2 separate regions of the Homo sapiens genome follow, and region 1 is linked to region 2. A link is a loop called in an ENCODE intact Hi-C map of the cell type or tissue named here. Cell type or tissue: sigmoid colon. All regions are shown on one strand.

Region 1 (8,000 bases), 150 kb before region 2:
GGAAATCCCTCTTTATAAAAGAATGTGTAACAAGGAAATGGAATAGCCTGTCTGCTACCACATGTGATTATTTTGTTAAAAATAAGAACAAAAACAGTTATTTGCTTAACTAAAACCACGTGATAACTTTCAGATAAGTATTTTACTTAAGCTCTATATTCCTTAAAGGAAAAACAAAGTCAGAAGTATTTGTGTAATATCTACATTAGAGTCAAGTCGTCAAGTTTAATATCCCAATTTCTTACCCAAAAACAAAATTTGCAAATACAAATCAATAATCTGTTACACTTACAAAACTGTCTTTAGATTACAAGTTGATATTAAATAACAATTGTATTATTCACTCCTTAAAAATGCATTCAAAGGCCAGGCGAGGAGACTCATGTCTGTAATCCCAGCAGTTTAGGAAGTTGAGGAAGGAGAATCTCTTGAGGCCAGGAGTTCAAGACCAGCCTGGGCAACATAGGGGGATCCTGCCTCTACAAAAAATACAAAAATTAGCCAGGCATGATGGCCTATACCTTTAGTTCCGGTTACTTGAGAGGCTAACGTGGGAGAACTGCTTGAGCCTGGGAGATTGAGGCTATGAGTGTACCACTGCACTACAGCCTGGGTGACAAAGAAAGACCCTGTTTAAAAAAACATGCACTCGGCCGGGCGCGGTGGCTCACGCCTGTAAACCCAGCATTTTGGGAGGCCGAGGTGGGCAGATCAGGAGGTCAGGAGATTGAGACCATCCTGGTTAACACGGTGAAACACCGTCTCTACTGAAAAAAAAAAGAATACAAAAAATTAGCTGGGCGTGGTGGCGGGCGCCTGCAGTCCCAGTTACTCAGGAGGCTGAGGCAGGAGAATGGCGTGAACCAGGGGGGCAGAGCTTGCAGTGAGCCGAGATCGTGCCACTGCACTCCAGGCCGGGCGACAGAGCAAGACTCCTGCTCAAAACAAAAACAAAAACAAAAACAAACAACAAACAAAAAACCAAAAACATGCACTCAAAAGAGTTAGCTCAAGCATCTGGTGGTATCCACTGTATAAAAACCACATTATGATCCAGCAATCCCACCTCTAAGTATGTATCCAAAGGGATGAAATGAGTATGTTGAAGACGCAGCTGCACTCCCACTGTCACTTGTGCATTGTTTACAAATAGCCAAGATATATAAACAATATAATATAGGTAATATAAACATATAGAAATATAATTATCTTTATAATAGAAACACTATAAATTTCTGTCAATGGATGAATGAATAAAACATTGTGTGTGTGTGTGTGTGTGTGTGTGTGTCTGTGTGGGTGTGTCCACACAGGGGAATACTATTAACCTGTAAAAAGAAGGAAATTCTGCCACTTGTAACAACATAGATGAACCAGGAGGACGTATGCTGAGTGAAATTAACCAGACACAGAAAGACAAATAGTGCATGAACTCACTCCTCTGTGGAATTTAAATAGTCCAGCCCATAAAAGCAAAGAGTAGAATGATGGTTGCCAGGATGTGGGGAGAAGGGGACAGTAAGGGTTCAGTCAGGGGGTACAAAGTTTCACTGCGGAAAGATGAATAGGTTCTGGACATCTAATGTAAAACGATGTGACTACAGGTAACAATACTGTGTTGCATATTTCATATTTGCAAGAGGGTAGCCACTCCATCCATCTGCCAACTTACTAGGTTTTTCTGTACGTTGAGTGTAGAGACTGTTTTGTTCTTTGTGTGTTTAGTGCATCTAATACAGTATTTAACAGAGAGTGGGGCTTGTGTCAGTCAGGGTGGATCAGGTTATGCTAAACAAAATCAAATTACCAGCGGCTTGTAATAACAAGAGAGTATTTTCAATCATGTTCAATGACGAACATGAACTAATGGGGTTAGGAGACTCTGTTCCCGGAGATACTCAGGGAATCAGGATGATAAAGAGTGAATCTTAAGACAAGCTGTCAGATCCACAGTGCAGAGAAGAAGAAAGGTAAAAAGCCAAGTGCAAGCACAGAATGCTTCCAGTTTTACCACCTCAAACATCCACACGCTTGCACCTAAGGAGTCCAATCAGACAATCTCCTGTTCTCACAAGAAGATGGGAACAGTGTATTTGTGCACAGTATTAAGTGGGCTTCGGTGCTCAACAAATACTTGCTGAATGAACGAATTATAGATTACTGCAAAAACCACAATTACTTTTGCACCATCCTAATAATTAGAGTAGGTGCTAACTTCGAATTTAATTATTTAAAAATATATATTAACTATTTTCTCTGTACCAGAAAGTCTAGTAGGCATTAGGTAATGAATATTAAAGAAAATAATCAAATGTCCTAGTAGGAGAAAACTATTATTATGATTCCACCTAGGCTGGATGTAGTGGCTCATGCCTATAATGTCAGCACTCTGGGAGGCCAAGGTGGATGGATCACTTGAGCCCAGGAGTTCGAGACTAGCCTGGACAACATAGAGAGACTCCTGTCTTTATGAAAAACGCAAAAATTAGGTGGGTGAGGTGATGCACACCTGTGGTCCTGGTCACTAAGGAGGCTGAGCCAGGAGGATCACCTGAGCCCAGGGAGGTCAAAGCTATAGTGAGCTATGGTGGTGCCACTGCCCTGCAGCCTTGGTGGTAGAGTGAGACTGTCTCATTAAAAACGAAACAAAAAAACATATCCACGTAAATGAGAACTTTATCACTCACCATTTCATAGTGAATTCTGCAACTTTCAGTTTTAGCAGGTGGTCATAATAATACAAAAATATCTTCGGCCTTTTTGCTGGACCCGTGACAGGGATGTGTGGTTTAGCTGGCCTGCCACACTCACCCCCTTGCAGGAGGCAGCACGTGAGCGAGCAAGTGCAGGGTCCAGCTGGCTGGTCCTGCAGGGCCTGTGGTGGCACCTAGGTGGGGATGCCTGTGGCCCTGAAGCCCAAGAGGAGGTGTTACGGTGCTCTTTTAGTTCTGCCGTTTCTGGATGGCAGCGTGTTGGCAGCTCAGTTGGCTCCTTGCCTCATTGCATGAGTCAGCTGTCCTCTGCCGGGGAGGGCAATGAGCCAGTGTGACAGCCTTTTTGGGTACCCACACTTGGTGAGTCCCAAACTCTTGTCTTGCATTCAAGAAGAATGAGGTCACACAGACAACTGAAGGATAGTGAAAGTGGAGAATTTAACTGAGCAATGAAAACTGCTCTCAGCAGAGAGGAGAGCTGGAGAGAGGATGGGAAGGGCAGGTTATCTTCCCCGAAGTCCCGCCATCTCCTTCAAGGTCCGGCCATCTCTCTCCAGGTCCAGCCATCTCTCCCACTACTGACTGAGTCTGGGGTCTTCCTAGGCACAGGATGGGATTGGGGCAGGCTGTAGGTAATTTTGGAAAAGGCTACATTTGATTGGTAAAAAGGTGTGATTCAGAAAGAACCAATCGGGAGAGAGCGGGCAAACAAGAATAGAAGATCTCACGTTGGGCCAGCGGTTCCAGGCTGATTTTTTATTTGTATTTTTGGCTTGAAGGCGTGGTTTCACTGGGGATCCACCCCCGTCTGCCTAGAATTTCTCTGCCTCCTGCCTCTATGAATAATTTGAAAAGAAGGAATTATATGCGGGACAACATTTTTTAATATGTATAATTTTTATTATTACCAATAAGCAAACCTGTTACTTATAACTTGGGCTCAGCAGTTTTCTGCCCATCAAAATGTGATGAGAAGCTTTGTGGCAGTTGTCATTTTTTAAAAGCACAGTGTCAAATTCATACCCACCAAAACAGAAAGTCTACAGTCAGGCATTTGGGTTTTGAAAATGCTCTCCTATAGATTAAAAGTGCCATAGAGACAAGACACTCTTCTGTCAGTTAGCTACTCTGTCCTCTGTGTGTGGCAGATAAATATTTGTGATTGATTAAAGTGCACTCCTGGTTAATAACCTCTGATAAATGGACTTTCCCCCAAGATCATAAGCAAATGCCACATCATCAAGGGGCCTTGCTGAGCTGCAGGGATGTCAGAAAAGGAAATTTCCTGGATTCTTCTCCCCAGTCTCCATGCAGATGGAGAAGGGCAGGTTGGAAGAATAAGAGGCCTTACGAAATGTTGCTCTCTCACCACAAGAACCTACAAAATAACCATCTTAGTATGTTTATTAAGCCTCCTGACCCACATGGAAGGGCTTAATAAACATACTAAGATGGTGCCCATGACAGCCTGCATTCAGATCCCTTCTGGAGCACTGGAGCATAAGAGGCTGGCAGACGTGTCACATATTTTTTTACGAGGCACTCTGCTGCCTCTGCCCACATCCCACTGCCGAAAGTCAGTCTATGGCCATGCCCAACATCACTAGGAAAGAAAGCACTTTTGTCCCCTGTAATAGCAGAGAGGAGAAGGACTATTTGCTGAATAATCTTCCAGGTGATAATAACAATCATTATCATCATGAGTACTGTCATTATCTGTCAACAATTATTAATCACAATCGTTAGTAAGAGCATCTCTCCTTTCCATCTCACAGCCCTCATCATCTGCTTCGTGCTCCTCTCGTGTCCATTCAGGTTCAGTGGCACTAAATCACTAGTGAATATAAGGGGCAGAAGGAGCAGGTTTTTGCCTTTTTTCTAACATATCATGCAATCTGTCAAAATGGCCAGCTTATAGATAGCCCCCAGGAAATATGTGATGGATGAGTGGATCAATATTGTTCTTAGAATATCCAAAGGAAGTAGAGAAAATACATACATGTGTACTTATATAATTGAGTACATATAGCATGTGTATAGAAATAACATATGTATGTATGTATTGTATGCTTACATAAATGTATATGCCTATATGTATGTGTATATACACTTGTATGTATACATTTTGTATGTATGTTTATATTTATATATAGTGCGTATATATGTATGTATACATGTGTGTTTATATATATGCATGGGTATGTGTATATACATGTATGTGTGTAAACATTTGTACACATATGTGTCTGTCTATAGGTATGTGCACTGTGTGTATATAGGTATGTGTATTGTGTATATCTGTGTGTATATCTGTGTGTATATGTGTACATGTATATGTATGTGCACTTGTGTATGTGTGTATGTATGCATGTGTATATTTATTTATGTGTATATATGTATGCACATATATAATTATGTGTATATATGTATGCATGTGTGTATATATGCATGTGAATGCACGTGTGTGAATGCACACATGTATATGTGCATGCATGTGTATATATCTCTGTGTTTATATAAGTACGTGTGTGTAGATGCATATACATATATTTGTGTGTATGTATATATGTATGTGTATTTGTGTGTGTCTATGTGTATGTGTTTGTGTGTGTGTGTGTTTGGGTGTGTATTAATGTGTTCAATACTGTCAGGAAGTGTTTTATTGCTGGAGTCGGCGTCTCCTTTGTCTGATGTTTTATGATGTCTTAGCCAGGATGGCTGTTAGAACTCAGAAGAAAAAGAGTTCATAAGGAAGGAATGGGTGCTGGGCTTAATACCTAGGTGATGCAATGATCTCTGCAGTAAACCACCATGGCACACCTCCATGTAACAAACCTGCACATCCTGCACATGTACCCCTGAACTTAAAATAAATGTTGGAAAAATAAAAATAAAGAATTGCTTCCAGTGATAATGGTGGTGAAGCTGGTTATGTCTGTGTTGGCTCATGTAACTACCTTAAAACTGACAACTGTGCAAAACTGCTCAGTGCAAAATGAAGAGTTACATGCTGAGAAGGGAGGCATGAGCCACTGATGAGTACAAAACTGCTAATAAAGCTCTCATTTTACCCTTATCTTGTCCTTATGACCTTTACAGAACACTTGTTGCCAAGGATACTTAGGCACATCAATAAAACTAGAGAAGAAAAAGTATGATAAAATATAATAATGGAAAATTAAGTTACCAAAAAAAGCAATTTTCTCCAACAATAATGGGACAAAGACTATAACAGACACCTCACCAAAGAAAATACATGGATGGGGAATGAGCATAAGAAAAGATCCTTTACATCATATGTCATCAGGGAAATGCAAATTAAAACAACAAAGAGATCTATTACACAGCTATTAGAACTGTCAATATCCAGAACACTGATAAAACCAAATGCTAGTGAGAAGGTAAAGCAACAAATCCTCTTGTTATTCATGGTAATGCCAAATGGTACACTCTATTTGGAAGAGAGTTTGGGGCCTCTTAGAAAACTAAGCATACTCTTACTATACAATCCAGCAATCATGCTCCTTGGTATTTACCCAAAAAAGCTGGAAACTTATTTCCACATAAAAACCTGCACATGGATGTTTATAGCAGCTTTATTCATAATTGTCAATATTTAGAATCAATCAAGATGCCATTTAGTGAGTGAATGGATAAATAAACTGTGGTATAGCCTGACCAGGCAATATTAATCAGTGCTGAAAAGAAATGAACTATTAAACCATGAAAATATGTGGAAGAGCCTTAGAAACATACTATTAAGTTAAGGAAGCCAGTCTGAAAAGGTGGCTACATACTGTGTGACTTCAATTATACGACGTTCTGGAGAAGGTAAAACTGTGAAGACAGTAAAAACTTCAGTGGTTTCCAGGAATTGGGGGTGAGAGGGGTGAATAAGCAGAATATAGATAATTTTAGGGCAGTAAAACTATTGTGCATGACACTCTATGAAGGCGTGTCATTTTAAATTTGTCCAAACCCATAAAATGTGCAACACCAAGAGTGAACTCTAACATCAACTGTGCACGCTGGGTGATAATGATGTGTCAATGTAGGTTTGTCAACTCTAACAAACGAACCACTCTGGTGAGGGATGTTAGAAATGGGGTAATCTGTGCATGTGTTGGGGGTAGGGGACATACAAAAAAGCATCCATCTTCCTCTCAATTTTTCTATGAACCTAAAACTACTCAAAAAAATAAAGTAAATTAAACAAACCAACTCTCATCATAATTACTCAGTTTTATCGACTCATCTAATTTTGCATTAACTGCCTCCAGTAGGAACCACTTAACTTGTCTTTATTTTATTTAGAGTTTCTGAATTTTATGTCCTTTGATAGGGCAAAAGAATCTTATACTGTAATGAGAACTCAGGACTCGACAGACAAAAATTGTAAAAAACCAACATGTAGAGTCACAAGGTTCTTGTTCATGATTTCCACAAGTGCTCTACTTGGATTTACATTTTTTAAGCAAAAATAAGTGCATTAGTTCTTTGTTCATTATGGTTCCAGTAGATAGTGCTTACATTTCTTATTAAAACTTTTCAAAGTAGTGCAAAAAAGAAGATGGACACAGAAAAATCGTGCCATATAAATACCCATCATGCCACATAAGTACCCATCAGCAGTTCTGTTTTAAAAAAAAAAGCTATCATTAAGGAAGAAAAAGTGTAAATTACAAAAATGAGGTCACAATGTAACTCATATAAATTGCAGCCACCTGTTTTTCTCATTTCCAGGAGAAAGGATTTTATGTATGCAATGAAGCAACTTTTTTTTGGAGAAAGAAAATTTGCTCTGCAGTCTTCATTACTTAAGCACTATTTAAGTCTCCACAGTCTTGCCTGCCCAGCTCTTGTCACCAGCTAATCAGCAAGTGGACATCTACGGCTACCATAGAAGAAGAATCACACACTTCCCAGAATTAGAGGATCTGGAAATCCACAGTTGCTTTCAAATAAGACATAGTTGAAAGGTCTTGGATTGGCCTGTGAAAAATCACACAATGGCTTATAAAGCTGAGTTGGAGACAGAACATGGTGCAGTGAATTACAAATTTTAAATCTGGATAAGGTTTCATTCAGATAAAGAGGGAATAGCAAGTCATATTGTAGGTCGTGCTATAAGTGTATATTGTTTTGGTTTATTTGGGCTGCTATAACAAAATGCCATAAATTGGTAGTTTATAAATAGAAGTGCATTTCTCAAAGCTCTGGGGGCTGGGAAGTCCAAGAGCGAGATGACAGCAGATTTGGTGTCCAGTGAGGGCTCACTTCCTGGCT
Region 2 (8,000 bases):
GAGTTCCAGTGGCTCTATGTCACCACCAACACTTGGCATTTTTAATCTCTTCGTTTTAGCAACTCCGGTGGGATGCACATTGGCACCACCCTCTCACTGTATTTTTATCAAACGTTATTGACATTTTGGATTAGTCTCTCCTGCAATCTGCAAACAGTGGCAGAGTTATCTCTTTCTTTCCAATTGTTGTATCTGTTAGTTCTTATAACTCTGGGAAAATACTGAGTAAAGTCGTGATATCAGGCATCCTTCTCTCATTCCTCATAATAGGCAGAACAATGTCAATATTTCCTCAATTGAGTAAGGTTCTGTTTCATATGTTTTGAACAAGTTTTTTATACATTTAAGGAAATTTCCTTCTGTTCCCAGATAGCTCTGAGTAACTGATCATACTGGGTTAAATTTTATTAAATGTTTTTCTCCTTCAGTGAAAGAATCATGTTCTATTTGTTTGCTTAATTCTGTTACTGTAGTGATTATATTGACAGGCTTTTTAAACGTAAACTAACCTACCATTTCCATAATAAAGCCAACCTATTCTGTTGCCCAGGCTAAAGTGCAATGGCGCAATCTCAGTTTACTGTGACCTCCCTCTCCCAGGCTCAAGCGGTTCTCATTCCTCAGCCTCCCCTCCCGAGGAGCTGGGATTACAGGTATGTGCCACCATGGCTGACCAATTTTTTATTTGTGCCTTTAGTAGAGACGGGGTTTTACCATGTTGGCCAGGCTGGTCTCGAACTCCTGAGCGCAGGTGATTTGCCCGCCTCGGCCTCCCAAAGTGCAGGGATTACAGGTGTGAGCCACTGCACCTGGCCCTGAACTCTTTTTATAGTGTTTTTGCCATGTGTTGGGACCAAGGTTATGCTGGACAATAGAGAAACTGTGTACGTTTTTCCTCTTTTACTGTGGAAGAGTTGATGTGACATTGATGTATTTTTTTTTTTCTACTATCTGGAAGCTTTCTAAGCCTGGGTATATTTGTGGAAGAGTGTCGTAAGACACTCTCGTTTTTTAATATAATGTTTATTTTTCTTTCTTCTGTTTTTTTCTTTCCACATTTTTATTCTGATTAGCCTAGCTGCCAAGTTATTTGTATTTATTTTCCTTGCCATTGTAGGATTTATTAAAATTGAAGCAAAATTTATTTAATTAGTTTCGGGAGACTCTCAGAATCTCCTCTAATATTCTTCTCTATTCTCTTTTCTAATTTTGACACTGATTACACACATTTGTCAGGCTATTTCTCCATTCCAAAAATGTTTTTATATGTTTAATGTCCATTTAAACTATGTTTTTATGTTTGATTCCTCTCTGTTTATATTTCCATCTGACCATTTTCTACTGGCCTGTATTCCCAATCATTAATCATCATCTTAGTTTTGCCAAATACGCTGTTAAGCCCACATATTTGTTTATTAATTAAAATCTTGTATATTTTAGTAATAGAATTTCATTTGAATAATTGTATAGAGTGCTCTTTTCTGTTAAAATTTTTCATCTCATCATCTATGTTACTGAATATGTTTATGAGGGTTTTTAAATAATATTTTATTTTTCTTGTGTTTGGTAATTTCCTTTGGTAAACCTGATAGTTTTTAAAACAAATCTTTAATAAGACTTTTTTTTTGAAACGGCTTTGCATGAGCTTAGCTTCTGGGAAGCAGTTAGTGTGTATGTATGCAGGCTGCATTTGTTTTTCTATTATCTGATTAAGAAGACTTGAGGCTTGTGTTCAGTTTTTGTAAGTCTTGAGGGATTATTTTTTCTTGCTTATAGGATGCAATCTTTTAGTATAAAGCTTGAGTCATTTACCGGGGCTATGTTTCTTGCTGAGTTCTGAACCCAACTGTTTTTCCTTCCACATTTAGGGATTGCAGAGGCTCTGCTGACTCCTCAGCCTCCTAACTGCTGCTTCCTACTTGATTCTTTTGCCTCTTGGTCTTTATTTATTTATATAAATTTAATATTTTATTTATTTATTTATTATATATAAGGAAGTATCTTGAGCATCAAAGGAGTTTAGAGATTTCCAGGTTCACTTTTCCTTCCTAACTGATAGGTTGGCTACCCTTAACTGTACATTCAGCCTTCCCAGAACTGTAAGATCAGTAAAAGCTCTGCCTGGCATTTGCTGCATTTTAGTTTCACTTTCTATTTAGCATCTCGGGTTTCTACTCTTCACTGCTTATGAGTCAGCAAATATCGCAATGATAAGGCAGAATCAAACGCTGGGCTCACCTTGAAGTGCTTCCTTTCTCTCCTAGGGACAATGTTTCTCAAAACCTGAGGAAACAAGATAGCTTTGCAATGCTTTAAACAAACGTTATTTCCTTTGGTGCTTTACCAGTTAATTAATGTAGTTGTTCTAAATGGGAGGGTTGATCTACTGTAAACTGACCCATCACCACAAAACTTATGTTTTCTGAGAACTGTAATTTTCTAAATCTCCACAAATAAAAATTCCCCTATTTGAATGCATCTCTGCATTATTTTGTCTTCTTTGTGTTCAATTATGGAGCTAGAAACCTCCAAAGAGTTTAATTAAAATTAATCTGAACTTATTTGGGCGTAAGGGACAGCTCACAGATGAGAGGATAAAGCGAGAGTATAAATGACACCAAAAATCATTTTTTAATTCTATTTTGGGAAAGAATATGGTCTGCATTATTCCATACTAAGTTCAAAGACCTATGCCATTCCATAGAAACAAACTGTGTCGCATCCACACAATTGAATATTGTTTAGCAATAAGAATGAGTTTTCAGGCCACAAAAAACATATAGAGGAAACTTAGATGCATGTTGCTAAGTAAAATGAGTCAATCTGAAAGGCTGTATACTGTCTGATTCCAACTATATGGCATTCTTCAAAAGACAAAACAAGGCAAAATGACTAGTGGTTCCCAGGGTTGGGGGGTGGGGAGCGATAAACAAATGGAACACAGGGAATTTTTAGGGCAGTGAAACTATTCTGTATCGTGCTATAGTGGTGGATACATGACATTATGTAGTTGTCAAAACCTGTAGAATGTACAACACCAAGAGGGAACCCTACTGTAATGATGGACTTTAATGAATAATAATGTATGATTATTGGCTCACCCACTGTTAACAAATGTACCACATCAATGCAAGACGTTTATAATAGGGGGACCTGGGAGGGGTGAGGGAGTCTGTGCAAACTTTCTTTACATTCTACTCAACTTTTCTATAAACCTATAACTGCTCTTAAAATAGTATATTTAGAAAGGAAGGAAAACAACTCCCAAAAACAATAAGTACTATACTCACAGTATTGCACTATGCAATTAGTCATAACAATATAATTAAATCTTTTCAAGCTTGGCATTTTATAAAATTCCTCTGGATTTAGCTGTTAGGTTTGTATTATGCCACTCGAAGTGGGTTTTTTTTTCTATTTTTTTTTTTTTACAACAGCATTAGCTAGGCAAACAATGAAATACATCCTGGTATTTTAGGTAAAAGAGCACATCTGCATGTATTAAACACTCCCAGGATGTCAATCAAGATAGGAAACCACTTGAGATGGAAGAGATGGAATAAAATGATTTTCACAGGCATCCTCAATTGTCTGCAGCTTTATTGGAACCTAGTTTTGATTGCTGGGATTACCCTGAGCAATTAATTGCTTCTTTTTGATATAAATACCTTGCCTCCATTGGTTCATTCTTACAGTGGAGCTCCACCATTTTTCACATGATGAGTAGCATACTTGAAGTGATTGTTCTAGCATCTATTTCCAGGGAAGTATAATTTATCCGAAGCAGAGAGCTGACCTGACCACCAGCAGGAAAACCTTGTGGTAAGTTGCAAGGTCAGAAGTAGCAAAGTCTATCAATGAGGGAAAATAACATCCTCTTCTGGGAAAATTCAGTCCCTTTTAGCACAGACAGTGATCCCTAACTCTGGCTAAGCATTGGCATCATCTGTGGAGAACTTTTTGCAGTTGTCAACTTCTGGGGGATTCTGATGCAGTATGTATAAATCTGTGTGCTGCACACACTTCCCAGGTAACTCAAATCATGAAGGTTTGGGAGCCACTGGATGGATACATGAGCTCTCAATAAGCCCTATAACTTTACTGGTCCAACCTTGTTGGCATGTGGTAGCTATACTACAAGCCAACATATATGCTGAGAGATTTTCACCAACACCATATTTCTGTCTGATAAAAGGTATCTTACATGAGAGTTCTTACAAAGTCTTCTGTGTTACTGAGCTCACAGATACTTGAGTGACAATGACAAAAAAAAATACTATTTGAAGAAGACACATTAAACCTGCAATGACCTAAATCAGTGCAGTTTGGGGTGCTTAGACATCACATAACATAATTGGGTAAAGAATAGGAGGAGAAGGATTAGAGAAAGATGGAAGAGAAGAAAGTAGAGGAAACAAGGAAAGGAAGGAAAGAGGTAGTGAGAATCCTGAGTCACAGTTTGAAGAATACATGAAAATGGATTCCATCCAGTAGAAGGCAGGGTGGAAAACTCCAGACACAATCTAAGTAATAATTATTATTGAGAACAGATCCATTTTATCTCGTTTACATTCTAAAGAAAACAGCAGCTTTCCACCAAGATCTGGTTATTCACACCCTTCTCAATCTAGACAAAGGCAGATGTCTGCGTTCCCTCAGCAGAAGGCAACCTATGAATTATTTTACATGCCTCCCCATTCCATGGGATAAAATGTAACGGATCCATCCACACTCACTTCTGGTCCACAGGTAATTCCTGCAGGGCTCGCCAACTTGGTGAGACATGCCCTTCCCTGGATGGCCACTGACATCCAGTCACACAACCTCCTCCACTTCCTAAACACTCATCTTTCACTGGCATATTCAGTTATTTTTTAAAGCAACTTTTGTCACAAAAAAGAAATCAGACTCAGGCCCATATGAAATTGACGTGAGGATGCCCAGAAGACAAAGATGCAAATGCTGCAGAAACAACCCAATCAATAGACGTACTCATAATAATAGGTTTAAAAAACTTATTTAAGTCACTGAATATTTATTAAGCACCTATTACATGACAGGCACTATTCTGGGCACATAGTAAAGACCAAGATGGATAAATTCTATTTTCCTGGTAGTTCAGCTTCTGAAACAAGCAGCACAACCTTGGGTTTATCTCCTCTACATTCTAAAGTAGGATGATCAAAGTCATAGTCATGATTCACTAAGTGTACGGATGAGTTATCGTCAATCTCTGCCACAAACTCTCCACCAACACACACACAACTCAAAAGATTTAAAAATAATTTTTATAGAAGATTAGAGAAGTTTTAGGTATCCTTAACTGTCAAAAGTCTATTGCTCATATTTACTGAAAGTCTACCACCTATCTTATTATTATTTTCCATATTATTTTCACTGTTCATTAGACTTAAACATTTTCAAAATTCTGGAAAATCATGGGCAGTGTGTTTGTTTCTTCTATGAATGCTTAATTAATACCCCATTGACTGGGCTGGGCCCGGTGCCAGATGCTGGACAACCCAATAGCTTCATTTTAGACTCTCCCTAGGAGAGAATTTAACACAGCAACTCCTGACCCAGGTGAAACTGCCACCAAAGGTCCACGGGCGTCTTCTCTGCAACTCTATATTACACCATACGGGTACAAACCTGCATCAAAACACAGATGCTGTCCAGATTGCCCTTAGACTTTCTTCTGTGAAAGAATAATTCACACCTGCAAAATTTAAAGGCACCATGTAAGGGTTGCAATATTTTCAACAAATGCAAGATGTTTCTCATTCATTACAATTAATCAATGCTGGGTGGGGAAGGTGGTTGGGACAAGAGCCACAATCAATGAAAACACAAAACGAAGCCTGCTCTACTGTGTCTTTATACCTGCCTTGCACTTTGTGTGCATCCTCACACGTGCCAGAGTCAGGGGATTCCATCATTATCCTCTTTAGAGATGATGGAAAGGAGGCTCAGACAGGTTGTCTATTCAGGGCAATGCTTGTGTCTCAGGCTTCCTCATAAGATGCTTCCTACAGACAGGATCCTACAGATGCCTTGTGCCTAGGGACTTCTCCATAACTAGTTCTTTATTTGCAGAAATAAATGCGGATAAGAAATTATTTTTATTAAGGTCAGGAGCAAGGAGGAAGAAAATGTCACTTTTTTGTGAAATCTTGTCCATGTTTAGATTTAAATGAATTTGCTGAAGGAAAGTCATCTGAAGTCCTTTTATCAATAGGAGTCATAATGACTTGTGTACTTTATTCCCTCTTTTATAATAAGGCATTTTCCTGACTCAATCATGGAGCATCCCAAGTTGAAAAATATAAATAACATTTTGCTGGCTCTGTGTCTGAGATAAAAATTCCACATTTAACAGTAAGTAACCATTTCCCCTGCCTGGGTTATAACATAGATTAGGAAACCAGGTGTTTAAGTTCAGAGGCCCCACATGTTACTGTACCTTGAATTTCAAGGAAGTGAAAATAAAAGCCTGCCTGAGCGAATCTCAGGAGGCTGTGGTGCCAGAAGGTAATTATCACCTCCAGGTACCCAGGTTTGCTTTGCTGTGGACAGATGACCTTTTATATAAAAATCTCAAACTAGCATGCCGATTTCTACTTTCTACGTTAGAAAAAATGTTACTGAGGCTCTGAGCGGAAAAAGGCAATTATTGTGTTCAAGGTTCTTTCTCTGTCATCTGACAGCTGAAGTTAAGAATTTTGGGTGATGCATGTCAATCCATTTTGCTCCATCCTTATCAGTGCTGCTAACCCATGAGCCTCCTCCACTCAGGTGCCTTTTGCTAGAGTGGTTTCAGGGACCACAGATAACAGGAAGAAAAGCCAAAAACCACAAATGAGACTTTATTTTCCACTGACCAGACAGTGGGACTCAGTTTAAAAGCTTGACTTGGGATTTTATAAAAGTACGCTCAACTACAACAGACTTCCCAGGATTCTTGAAACGTGATATTGATAACTGTGATCCAGCCACTGTATTAATTAACCTCTTTCTAGCAATGAAAAGTACGTACATAGGTTTCAAATAATTTCTATTAGGGAGAATGCAACATTATGAACAGTGTGATTTATATCTTTTCTTCAGGCAGGAAATAAATTGCAATGGTGTTACTAGTGGCAAAGATCCGAGTCACCCCAAGTTACCGGCAGCCTATCCTTAAGGGTCCACAGCAACTTCGGTCCTTGCCTCCTCGGAAGAAAGAATTTGACTGAGGGGCATAAAGTGGGGAAAGAGACCGAGGCAAGTTCCAGAGCAGGAATGGAAGTTTATTTTAAAGGCTTTGGAAAAGGAAGAAAGGACGGTGCCCTTGGAAGAGACCCAAATGGGCACGGGAAGGTTTAACAGAGGTCAAGTGCCCCATTTAATTGGGATCCTAGGACTTTCATAAGCGGGCCTCTTTCCCATGATTCCTCCCATAGGGTGGGCTGCCGGCATGCGCAGAGCCCGCCTGACCCTTTGGAATTGAGCATGCGCAGTGTGTGTAGGGAGTTAAATGCATGCCCATCGGAGGTTTTCTTTTTTCCAGTGGGGTGCACCCGGGAGACCATACTCCGCCATTTTTGTCTCTAAGATGCATGCTCAGGAATCTGTTTCTCCCTGGGGCCTGCATTCAGTTAACACTTTAAATGTTAACAGGTGTGGACCATTAGGACATTGTCTGTCCCTGGCTGCTAGATTATCTTTATTTTATTTATTTATTTATTTATTTATTTATTTATTTATTTATTTGAGATGGAGTTTTACTCTTGTCGCCCAGGCTGTAGTGCAATGGTGCGATCTCAGCTCACTGCAACCTCCGCCTCCCATGTTCAAGCGATTCTCCTGCCTCAGCCTCCCAAGTAGCTGGGATTACAGGCATGCACCACCAATCCCGGCTAATTTTTGTATTTTTAGTAGAGACAGGGTTTCACCATGTTAGCCAGGCTGGTCTTGAACTTCTGACCTCAGGCGATCTGCCTGCCTCAGCCCTCCAAAAT

Evidence for each region. Hi-C counts contacts between places; a loop is a spot of excess contacts. Peaks named below come from ENCODE experiments on the same cell type or tissue, not always from the same donor. Only the 100,000 strongest peaks of a DNase experiment are listed, where the experiment ranks them.
Region 1: it touches region 2 in a loop (2.4-fold over the local background); 1 of 110 quality-filtered maps calls a loop at or near these places.

Annotation. Positions count from the first base shown.
Region 1 is chr12:126,933,733-126,941,732 of GRCh38, forward strand. All of the region lies in intron 4 of LINC02405 (long intergenic non-protein coding RNA 2405), which reads right to left. Among named protein-coding and RNA genes, the nearest start is that of LINC02372, 63 kb to the left of the region's middle. In sigmoid colon, no CTCF peak of the experiment used is centred here; a DNase peak (open chromatin) is centred at 3,019.
Region 2 is chr12:127,081,357-127,089,356 of GRCh38, forward strand. All of the region lies in intron 1 of LOC107984449, which reads left to right. Among named protein-coding and RNA genes, the nearest start is that of LINC02405, 25 kb to the left of the region's middle. In sigmoid colon, no CTCF peak of the experiment used is centred here; no DNase peak of the experiment used is centred here; H3K4me3 peaks cover 1,298 bases.